Regions from separate parts of the Homo sapiens genome. Here region 2 is linked to region 1. The links are chromatin loops, found by intact Hi-C in ENCODE. Cell type or tissue: endothelial cell of umbilical vein. All regions are shown on one strand. Each heading gives the region's core, and the rest is flanking DNA. Links, peaks and the distances in the headings are about the cores only.

The links. Peaks named below come from ENCODE experiments on the same cell type or tissue, not always from the same donor. Only the 100,000 strongest peaks of a DNase experiment are listed, where the experiment ranks them.
Region 2: it touches region 1 in a loop (6-fold over the local background); 1 of 110 quality-filtered maps calls a loop at or near these places.

Annotation. Positions count from the first base shown.
Region 1 is chr18:49,855,800-49,861,641 of GRCh38, reverse strand. MYO5B (myosin VB) reads left to right here. Exons shown (of 40, transcript NM_001080467.3): 30 at 4,752-4,829. Among named protein-coding and RNA genes, the nearest start is that of SNHG22, 45 kb to the right of the region's middle. RefSeq lists enhancers at 4,543-5,043, 5,044-5,544. In endothelial cell of umbilical vein, for the core only: a CTCF peak has its summit at 2,720 (motif pointing right); a DNase peak (open chromatin) is centred at 2,761; H3K27ac peaks cover 541 bases.
Region 2 is chr18:49,245,076-49,250,917 of GRCh38, reverse strand. The region is part of intron 13 of DYM (dymeclin); the gene reads left to right. Among named protein-coding and RNA genes, the nearest start is that of MIR4744, 200 kb to the right of the region's middle. In endothelial cell of umbilical vein, for the core only: no CTCF peak of the experiment used is centred there; a DNase peak (open chromatin) is centred at 2,967.

The DNA.
Region 1 (5,842 bases), core at 570-4,569:
GAAGTTGAAGGTGGTGTCACAGGCTCCAGGAGGAAATTAAATTTATTTCAAGAGAGGTATAATTCTTTTCCCTAAAGGAGGGAGAAAAGGAATGAAGGTGACTCTCTCAGTGCTAAAACTGGAGTCAAGATTTAGTCATTTTAAATTATCTTGGGTTGAAGATAAGAAATGAGATGAATAAGAAAAAGCCCAGGTGATACTAAAGTAGAAGGGAAGAAGCAGCTGTGTGCTTGGTCTGACAAGCGGTGTGCGTATCTCCCCGATCTTCAGAGCCGTCACCATTGGCAGCCTCTTTTATTCATGCAGCGGTTGTCAGGGATCCAGACCCCAGTTTAGGTTTTCCCAGGGGCTGCTTAATACCCTGGATTTGTCTTCCTTTACAGCAATAATAATGATGGTGATAAAATAAAAATAGCTTTTATTATATCTTAAAATAATTCTGTTCCCAGCAAGCCTGGTGTACAATAGGAAATTAATAGCCTGTGAAACTGAGTTAAGTACAGAAAAGGAGCTGGCTGCCCTGGGGAGTGGAGGCCTGAAGAGCCAGCTTCGCAGTGTGTGCTGCACCAGGTGCTGTGGAAGTGGCCATGGTGGGCCTGCCTCTCTCCCAGTCTGGCCTTTAGCTTTGGGAAGTGTTCATGATTGCTGCAAATCCCAGCATTGAGGGAGGAGAGGCAGGGAACAGGGACCCAACTGGGATTCTGTGGAGCCCATGACAAGGGGATTCCCATTACCATGAGGGCCACCCTGGCAACTGGGGTGCTTTGGAGATAGACAGCTGCTCTGCGTTTCCTACAGTTTTCCTGTAATGGAGAGTTCTACTGTTTAAATATAAATTATATCTACACATGTGTGATTTGTGAAAGACCATTTAGAATTTTGATGACATCTATCCTCTCCCTAGAGGAAGTTACACTCATATGCTGAATTTTGCTTAGATTTCTGGGGGCTTCCATCACATTCCCAGTCATAGCCTCTTTAAGCATTCATGATCCTCAAGTTCAGAACTTTTATCACTTGCTAACCTTCATAAGTTTGTAGAGTTTTGTTTTGGTCCCTATAACTGTGTCTTTTCCCTTGTTTTGAACTCTGGGGAGAGAAGCTATTATTGAGGAGCTGCTCTGAGAGGAGCTGCAGGAATGCGGGTGGCACTTCTGCTTCCACAAAGCTTTCTCCTTTTTTACCTCTGGGAACTAAGAGACACCAGCATCATTATCACCATTTTATATATAGGAAAATGAAGGGGGAAGAGGGCTGTGAACATGAGCTGGGTGCTGGGCAGTTTGTCTTCTTTTCAGGGCTGTATATGGGAGAAGGATGGGGAAGTGGTTTAGGAGGGCACAAGTTGCCACTGCCCTCAGCCCAACCTCACCTCGGGGTGAGCACTTAAAGTCAGAGTTAGGTAGGGGCAGGAGTGTGGCCAGGGCTCTGGTCTGGCTCTTTGACAGTGCTCCTTTGATTCCTGTCCACTTCTACCCAAGCCTTATCAAGAGTGTAAAACTCCAAAGTGAGACTGGTGCATTCCCGAGGTCCCAGAAAACCTCCTAGCAGCTCCTCTCCATCCAGCAGGTCCCCGGCAAGACAGGAGGCCTCCAGGCATTGGCACCTGGGCTTGGTCGGGCGCACCTGGGGTTATTATTCACACCCGCCGCCCCCCGCCAATACACACACCAGGGGCCTGTCCGGGACAGCGGAGACTGTGTTTGACAAGGAACTGTGTGCAGTCTCAAGATTTGCTCGGAGCTGTTGGCTCATTTGACCTTGAGCCTCGGCTGCTGTGGGCTGCCTTGCTCAGAATGGCAAAGAAGGCGGGAAGAGCTAGCTTCTGCCCAGCCCCTCCCCAGAGGGCCCAGCTTTAACCAGTCCTGACTAAGAGCTCTTGGCTTTTTTCAAGGAGGTGATCATTTCCTTATGTTCCCCAAAGTTCTGCTGGTCCTGAGTTGGCAGCACAGTTTGGGTCTGCTGTAATTTCATGGCTAGGTCATATTAATCCACAAACTGTTCACCCTCATATGGCCAGGCCTAGGGCCTCAGATGTTTCTCTGTTGTTCCTGGTGTTTGGAGTGTGCCTTCCATTTCCCAGAGGTCCCAGGGAATATGCTAGGAGGTTGAATAGAAAGCTTGGGTATGAACTAAAGAAGTTAGGCTGTCTGTGGAGCACACAGTGGGCTTTTTAGAACCGGGAAACTGACCATCTCTGAGCTGGCAGGAATCTTGTCTGTTTCCCCAGGAAGGCAGGTTCTTAACTGTGGCGGGGCCATGGTTGATAGATCCTGTTTTTCCAATATCTTCACAGAGGCCAAGTAAATATTATCCTAGGCCTTGTCTGGCTTTTTATAAGATCTGGAAGAAACCTTTGCAATAAGGTTAGTAATTAAAGATCTGGAAGAAACCTTTGCGATAATTCAGTAGGCTACTTTCACTTTACCCGTAAAGAAAGAGAGGCCCAGGGCGTGGAGGTGATTAGCCCGGGCCACGGGCTCATTACAGGTGGGGCTGGGAGTTGCCCCAATGCTAGGTTCTCCAGCCAGTTTCCTGGATGCCGAGCCTCACTGCCCCCTGTGGCTGGAGACTGACTGCAGTGAGTTAACTTATCTCTGTGTGTCACAGTGGTCTCTCTGGAAATATTTGTAGATTTATTAATTGATATCAAGCACTTACATTTTCAACAAAAAATCCTGAGCCAAGTAGTTTGGGCTTTTTCTTTTCCCACCAGGAGGTGGCGCTCCCTCCCTGGCCTTGGCCCATAATGGCCTAAGTGGAGCTGGAGGAGCTCCTCCAGGGGTTCTTTCCTCTGGGAACCAACGGCTGAAGCAAGTTGGTTGACTGGTTTTTAGTTTACTCGTGTGTCTGATTTCCTGAGCACTGTGGGCTGCCTGGGCTGCACAGTTCTCTACTTTTATCTTTGTCAATAGTGCCTGGCTTGTTACAGAATTAAGAATTCTGGGAGTATGGCCCTGTGAGGCTGGTGGCCTGGGCATTCATTAATCCTAACTTCCTTGTGTGAGTCAGCTTCGCGTGCCCCACCCTAGAGAGCTCTGCAGTCTGTAGGTTTACGGGGACGACAGAGGTGAGGTGAACCTCTGAGACAGAGCCCCAGCAGCCCCTCCCTGGGGGGTGGGGGGCTGGAGGCTGGAAAGGAGCTTTAGTTCAAGGTCTGGAGACCCTGGGTCCTGGCGCAGGAGTCAGTGTCTCTCTGGTGTGGGAAAGGAGGTGGGTGGAGCCCAGGATCCCTGCACTTGTTCCCTTTCAGCGCTGATGCGCTCTACTTCCGGCCCTCCCCAAGAATCACTGCAGTGGTGCCTACAGTCCTCCAGTGAGCTGTGCCTTTGGGTTAAAGCACCAGCCATGAAAGGCCGTAGTAAAATGCAGGCACTAACATCTGAGACGGGATGATGCTGAGTTATGAGTTTGGGATTTGTTAAAGTCTATGTTGATGTTAATGATGGAGAGGTATAATGAGGCACATCGGACCCCCACTTCCTATCGTGGCCTGAAACAGTCTCTCAGGTTAAACATTAAAAGAGCCCTGGCTGAGGAGGAAGTCCCTTCAGATGGTGGGGGGCCTTAGGATTTTATTTTTGGTTTACAGATGGTTTGCACCCTGGGAATGAGGACGAGGGCATTACAGGTCCTCATTTAGGGCTGTTTGGATGCAGTTCTTGCTCCATTATTCCTGCCTGGAAAGCTGGAATCTGGCCTGCAGGAGGAGTACTCCAGGAACAGAGGCTGTTAGGAGCAGGGAGGTGCGGCAGAGTCCTGCTGGGGGCAGCAGGCCCCTACCTGCCCTCCTCCACCCAACTCTGCTGGCCCTTGAGTATCTCTGTGTGCCCAGGGCTGCGCAGGTTGAGGACCTAGGTGGAGGTGGAACATTGGACACACCTGACCTCCAGGAGCTGCCCTTGCTGGCATGGGGCAGACACTGGGTGACTTGGACACAGCAAAAGAGTTTGCATGTAGAGGGGTAAAGAGTTCTGCTTTCCCAAATTGAGTAAAAAGTGGTAACGCACCCCAGTCCCAAGGTCAAGGGGAGACATCATTCAGTTCTCATCTAGGGCATCACAAAACTTGTTTTAGCTATTGGAGAAAGACCCTGCAAGGAGAGCTGAAGTTAAGATTAGTTAATATTTTTGTGCCTTTAAGGAGTCCCAGAAAGATCTGCATTGAAAAGCAGGTAGTGTCTGCAGTCTCCTTCCTTACCCTGGGTGGGCCTGACGTCCCCCAGGGGCTTCCCATGCTGCTCTGCAGATGCAATGTGTTCCCCACCATGAGCCTGCTCACTGCCTCCCGCTTCCTCCATGCACACTTAGGGTTCTCTCCTCCCAGCCCCTTTTGCATCTCTCCCTGTGCTTGTCTGAATCAATCTGATTGAGGGAAGCACCATGTGTGAGGCTATGTGAATGCTTCCACACTACCCACACTGCTGCCTTGCTGCCATTTACAGAGTTACCAGAACAAGCTGGCCCTCTGCTGTCTCTGGGGCAGCATGCTTTCCCACCTGGGGTTATTAGCAGGCCCCACATGAGACCACATGAACCCACTTCCAGGACAGTACCTGAAACTGGAGGACTTATGGGAGAGATGCTGTTTGCAGGTGACAGGAGAGGAGGAAGGGAAAATGGGAGTTCTTGAGCCTTGCCTTTTTTTCGTTTCCAAACCTTGGCTAGAATCTCCTCACTTTCCAGGACTCCCTGCCTGCCTGTCTCTTCCGTCTACACTGGACACCCTGTTTTTCTGTCCTTTGTTTCTAGCAAGACTGAGGATTGGGGATATTTAAATGAAGATGGAGAACTCGGCTTGGCCTACCAAGGCCTAAAGCAAGTTGCCAGGTGGAACATATTCCTTTCTTCCTGTGTCTGCTTTGTCCGTTGGGCCTGCTCATGTCTATGCTTAACCGTTTTTCAGCTACAGTGGGTGCGAGAGCACGGGGAACAGTTGGCATGCAGTCTGGCTGGTAGCCCCTGTGGTTGACCATCTGTCACTGTGCCCAGGCTGTACAGATATGGCTGAGGGTGGCTGGTTGTTTGGGTCAAGGTGATAGCATTTAGTGGACCTCCTGAGGTCCAGCCTACTTGTTCTATAGGTGAAGAAAGAGACAAGAGCAGGAGGTCACATAGCGGCAGGCACACAGCTCTTTAGAACAAGGCTGAGAAGGAAACATACCTCTGGGGAATCCTGGGCCTGTGCTGCTTTCACACTACATATTGGCCCTCCTAACTGCAGGATCAGCCAAAAATGTCTGCCTGATCTGTGCTGCTGGCTGTGCTCCAAATGTAACCTGTGCCCCCAGAGCCTGCCATCAGTATGTGTGCTGGTCCTGATCTCCGGGACTCCCTGGAGCTGATGGCAGCCAAGTGCAGTGCATGCGCCTTGACATCTGGCCTCACAGCACCTTCATGGGGTGGGGACACTGAAGCCCGGAGGGTTTAAGGAAATTGCTGGTGAAACAGAAGATCCAGAATTTGAACCTGGTTCCAGCTGATACCAGAGTCTGTGCCTGAAACCCACTGGCCCTCAGCAGTGGGTGAGCAGCTTAGCCAGACAGGGTAGGCATGCAGCAAAAGGACACCATGTGATGGTCACACCATAGGCCAGTTGACTGCAGGTGGCTTTTAAGAGCTGTGGCATAGCTTTGCCTATTGGAGCCTGACTCAACAAGAGATGGACTGGTAGTCATCGAGCTTGCTTTCCAGAGAGGAAACCGGGACTCAACAAGGTGGCATGAGTGCTGGACCCAGCTCCCTCAGCCAGGTGGTGGCGGAGCAGGAGCCAGAAGCCCTCATGCTGCTTCTCCTTGCCGCCTGCTGAGGATGTAGTAGAGGTACTGTTGCACCAAGAGCAT
Region 2 (5,842 bases), core at 1,286-5,285, 610 kb after region 1:
GACATAGTCTGGGCCCTGCCCTTTGCCCTTCGTCTTCAATTGCCATTTGCCATATACCCACTGCTTCTGCTTTACTGAATCATTACAGTTCCTTGCTCTTTCACAGCTATATCGCTGAATCTAGATAAATGTGGTCTGGAACTAGAAAAAAGTTGAGGCAGTTCTTTGTGTCACCTCTTTTTTTCTGTAGGTTTTTCTTTTTCAACCAGCTTCCCACCCCTTTATTCCATGTCTTTTATCTTGAACCTGCAGTGGCTTCTTCAACTTGCTGAGGTCTCCCCAGTTCAGCTCCTAGGCCTTTTGTTTGGACCAAGCTGCTGCTAACATAGTTGTTTCATATTCCCCATTCTTCAGATTACAAAGAGAAAGAACCCATTTGGCCCTCTTCATCTCTTCGTAGCAGCCCATGGATCACTGTCAGTTTCTGGCCTAGGGGCTAGTTACTGGGGCTAGAACAGGAAGGAAAGACCCAGGAAAGGAGAAAGCTACATGTTAGAAGATCTGGATATGGTTACCTGGCTTCTTTCAGAAGTAGGTGTGGGAAAGATAGAACTTCCAAGTCTTACCTGTCCAGTGTAGGTACTTACAACATACTGGCCTGGCCTGGAGTTGCAAGTCCTGTTGCTTAAGCAGAGTAATAATTACTGGAGATAAAAGACTTATTTTATATTTCTTTGCATTACTTTACAGAGAGTTGCTCTCTCTAGGCACACAATAGACTTTTAATAAATAGTTAGTGACTGATTCTTAGAAGATGGGCTGGCATCTGGAATTTAAACTTAGTTCTGGCACCCACTATTCTGAGACTTCATGCAAGTTGATTAGCATCTGGCTATATTTTGCAGATGTCTGCTGCCGCTTGAAACTAGTGAAGTTGATGATCTGGTGTCCATAAGATGCTTTAGACAGTGCCAGACTCTATTGAAAGCTTTCTGGGTTTTCACACCTCTTGAGAATAAAGTAATACAAAGTATAGATTAGGTTTTAATTAAAACAATTTTATGAGAGCAATACAGTTATTTCTGATAAAATTTAATCATGCAATTTAAGAACTTTAAAATTCTCAAATCCATGACTTATGCTTTCACTTTTTCTCACAGCCATCAGGAGTGAGTATATACACTTCAGATTTTAAGTGTATGGTTGTGCAACTTCCGTGTAGTAGTCTCAAGCTGGCATTTTATATGAGTTGCCTTTTCCTGCCCTGCACTCATGATGACACATATTTTAATCACCCAGCATTTTTTTGAAGACTACAAAACAGAAGTTGGTTGTTGAACTACGTGGTCAGCTCCTCTATTTTGGGCAAATAAGATCTTTTAGACCATTCAGGCTCATGGAATTAAAGAAAGAAAGACAATTTGCCCCCAGCCTTCATTTAAATAATTCTTTAATAGTAACTTACCCCAACAGGCTTCCTCACTTCTGTTCCCACTGAATTAAGTTTTCATGGGTTTTTTTCTCAAACATGAAAGGGAATATTAATAAGCAAATTGACCTATTTGTTGGGATGAATTTATATTACACACACACACATGCACAATTCAAATATGTAATAACATAATATATGATTATGATAATTTTAGAAATATTGCCTTATTTTTTAAAAAGTCCATTTAATGATAAATTTATACCTGCCATCCTCAGTGTCTCACCACTTATCTCTCTTGTGTTACATTTAAGGCTAGTTGAAGTCTGGAGGTTTAGACAGTCGAGGGTATTGACTCTTCACAGCTGGTAAGTGGCTATCCCAGGTTTGTCCAGATCAAAAGCCTGGCTCACTCCAAGAATGGCAGAATACTCTTTCTGAGAGTGACTCGCTCACCATGGGACCATGGATCCAAACTCCTGGGATTGATCTGGAACAGACAGTTCTCTACAATCTAAGGTAGCCGTGCCCTTGGTGGTCATTCAGTTTGCTTTCCCCTAGCCCTGATTCCACCTGCCTCCCAATCTATCTAAGTACCTAAAGTTATAGTAGCAAAGACAGGAAGGTCTTTTCCACTTTTTTAGAACTGACATGTTTGAGACAGGTATGGATGTGTTCAGGTATTACAATACATGGTATGTGGAAATTATCCTGGAAAAGAGTGATAAGAACTGTGTGTCTTTTAGCCTGAGACAATAATATTTTTTATATCTAATCCTTGATATTAAACTTTATTTTTAATTTAATACTTATGAATGCCTACCACTGCTGAAGTCCTCTTTAAGATATGTTTTTATTGCAGACGAATGCCATTTGTTGTATCTAGAAATTAAGTGTTATAGTTGGTTTTTTTTTTTAAACTTCGATTTTATTTCAACCTCATATTATTGTTAGCACTGTAGTCAGGAAATTATTTCTTTAGGGAAGGAATTATCTGATGGTAAGAATTGTAATGAATGGTTCAGTTCTGTTTCCAAAACCTTGCTGAGTTATTTAACTTATTTTTCATCTCTTGAATGAGATATCATACCTACTTCATTTGAGTGGTGTAAGAGTTAATGATGGCTTGTAAAGTCTTGCATCTCTATTTTCTCTATTATAGTATTATAACATTTTTGAGATATTTTGAATCTAAAAATAAATCTGGATAACATCTCTACAAAAGAATGTATTGGTCTCTGCTAATATTGCAAGATTCTGATTCCCTGCCCAATGGATTTTTGAATTGCCTATATTCCCCAAATATTTTTCTAACAAAGAAAATGAAGATCTCACTGAACATAGATAGAAGTTTTTAATAATTGTTTTATTGTAGATTGGTAGGAGATCTGAGCAATGGCTTGCAGTATAAATACTTCTCTTAAATGTATATGATTTCATTTTTTAAAAGATAGAATTAGCTTGCTCTTGCCCAATGCCCAGGCAATAAAAAGGTTCCAGTTTCTTCATTCCTTTGGTCTTTGCTGATCCTTGTTTGATCTTGGCATAGCAGTAACCAGGAAAGGAAGGAGGAATGTTTGTCTTGAAAATCTGGCTTCCTGTATTTCCTACAGCCAGTGGTACTTTGAAGGCAGCTAAGTTTTTCAGGGAAATCTGGCTTGGTTTGCTTTTTTAGTTTAGTCCTTTCTTAAGGAGTTACATTGAGAACATTTAGACAGCTCCTCTCTGAAAATTTATAAGTTTCCAGTAGAAAATGGTTACCTATTCAAAAAATTGCTAGTATTGTACAACAGGGTGTCTTGGCAGACTTGATGGGACACAAGAAAACTTCATAATTGGTTTAATTTCAGTTTAGACTGCTGGCACATTCAAAATGTCAGCTTTAAAGAAACATGTCATATGTTTATCAGATTGTTTATTTCTTATAAGTAAAGACCTTTGTGGACAAAATTGCCACACAGCAAATTAAACTTTAAAATAACTTCCATAGAGCTTTATTGAATGTCACCATCATGTTACAGAGGTAACTTGGTGTGGTTCAACTTTGTCCTCTTAGCCATGAATTATTAAGCCTCCATTCCTGTTTATTTTTATGAAGGTTGTAAGATTTTTACCTACTTTCAAGCTAACAAGTTTACCTGCTACAGTTTTGTAGATTCTGGTAGGACACCCAAGACTCCTGGGTCAAGGACAAAGGACAGTTTGTTATTGTCCTTTTTTTATATTTTTTATCATAAATTATTACTCGCAGCAGTAGTAGGAGCCAGAATATTCATTTCTTGTGTGGTTCCCATACCCACAGGGCAACATGACAAGGGCCAGGTGACACCTGTAAGTGCAGTGGGTTGCAATACAGGAGCGGAACCCAGAGCTTGGGAATCCCCAGTCTTTTATGATAGCCTTCAAGCACACCTGCCCAACCTTTGCTTTGAAGGGAGACATCTTTAATGTATTTGATAGTAAACTACTCTCTGCTCTAGAGAGAGACACCATCTCTGTCTTCCAAGTCTGTTCACTCTACAAGCATCCACGCAGAGATAGCCCGGAGCACAAGGCTGCTAATGCCTCTGCTTTTAAGATGTGCAAAACATGAGAGAGTGGGGAATTGTCTCCCAACACTCCTTACCTAGTTATGAATTTCTGTTGCCATTGGAAAAACCTGTCACTGTTTCAGTAAGGTAGCCAGTTGATACTGCTCTAGGTTTTATCTCTCAGTTGCTAATGCATTGTATTTAAATATCTTAGAAGAAGCAAAGGATGGAATGGCCTCATTCCTCTTTGCTTTGTACATGTGTCATAATGAACCTCCAACTCAGATGTCAGTGTCATTAACTCCACCTCTAAAGCCTTATTTACAAGTCATAAAATTATAGACTTAGAAGGACCTTTAAAGATCATCTAAGGCAAATTTCCACATTTTACATATGGGAATATTAAAATCTCGAGTTATGTGACCAGTCCAAGTGAACACTGTTGCAGAAGCAGACAAAAAACCAAGTCATCTAGGTTCATAGCCTAGTATTTTTCCCAGAACAGAGAGAAAAGAGGCACGCTTTCTCTCTGTCTTTTACAAAATTGTGATATTTGATATGTTATAAAATGCTAAGGCCAGATAAGAAAAATAGAGTGACTTAATAAAGCATTTTCCTTCTTGATGAATTGCATGTGTTTCATGGACTTTTAAAAAGTACCTTTTCCAAGACAAAGAAACAGTGTTGTGTTAACAGGAGAAATGGGAATAAACAAAGGTAAAAAGATTTAAAGTGGCTCACGTGTCCAATGTAAATACATACTGAATCAGATGTTGCAGAGATAGGACAAACAAGGGAAGAGAGAATGCTTCCTTAGGAGAGACAAGGATAGTTTGGAAAAGCTAGCTTTAAAAAGGTAGGTAGATAACTCCCTATCACAAGTATTGTGAGTTTTCCGAGCATTTACAATTTGTTCATTTGTTCAATGTCCTTCAGTTTCCTCCTTTACAAACTGGGACTACTGTCCTAGGGCCACTGTGAAGACTAAATGAGTTAATACATTTAAAGTGCTTAGAATGGCATCTGCTGAATAGCAGTCACCTATCGGGGGAACCAGCCCCCAATATTTCAATGTAGGTTCTTTTCTATTTTTCCTAAGTGTCGGCTGGTCTGAGAAATAAAGAGAAAGAGCACAAAGAGAAGAATTTTACAGCTGGGCCGCCGGGGTTGACATCACATATCGGCAGGTTCTGTGATACCCACCTGAGCTGCAAAACCAGCAAGTTTTTATTAGGGATTCTAAAAGGGGAGGGGGTGTACGAACAGGGAGTAAGTCACAAAGATCACATGCTTCAAAGGGCAATAAAAGATCACAAGGCAAAGGCAAAATTAGAATTACTGATGAGGGTCTGTGTCCCACTGTGCACACATTGTCTTGATAAACATCTTAACAGGAAATAGGGTTCGAGAGCAGAGAACCAGTCTGATTAGAATTTACCAGGCTGGAATTTCCCAATGCTAGTAAGCCTGAGGGTACTGCAGGAAACCAGGGCGTATTTCAGTCCTTATCTCAACGGCATAAGACAGACATTCCCAGAGTGGCCATCTATATACCTACCCCCAGGAATGCATTCCTTCCCCAGGGTTGTTCCTTGCTGGGAAAAGAATTCAGCAATATTTCTCCTACTCGCTTTCTGCAAGAAGAAAAATATGGCTCTATTCTGCCTGACCCCACAGGCAGTCAGACCTTATGGTTATCTTTCCTTGTTCCCTGAAAATCGCTGTTATTCTGTTCTTTTTCAGGGTGCACTGATTTCATACTGTTCAAATACATGTTTTACAAACATTTTGTACAGTTAACACAATCATCACAGAATCCCGAAGTGACATACATCCTCAGCTTACGAAGATGACAGGATTAAGAGATTAAAGTAAGACAGGCATAAGAAATTATAAAAGTATTGATTGGGGAAGTGATAAATGTCCATGAAATCTTCACAAT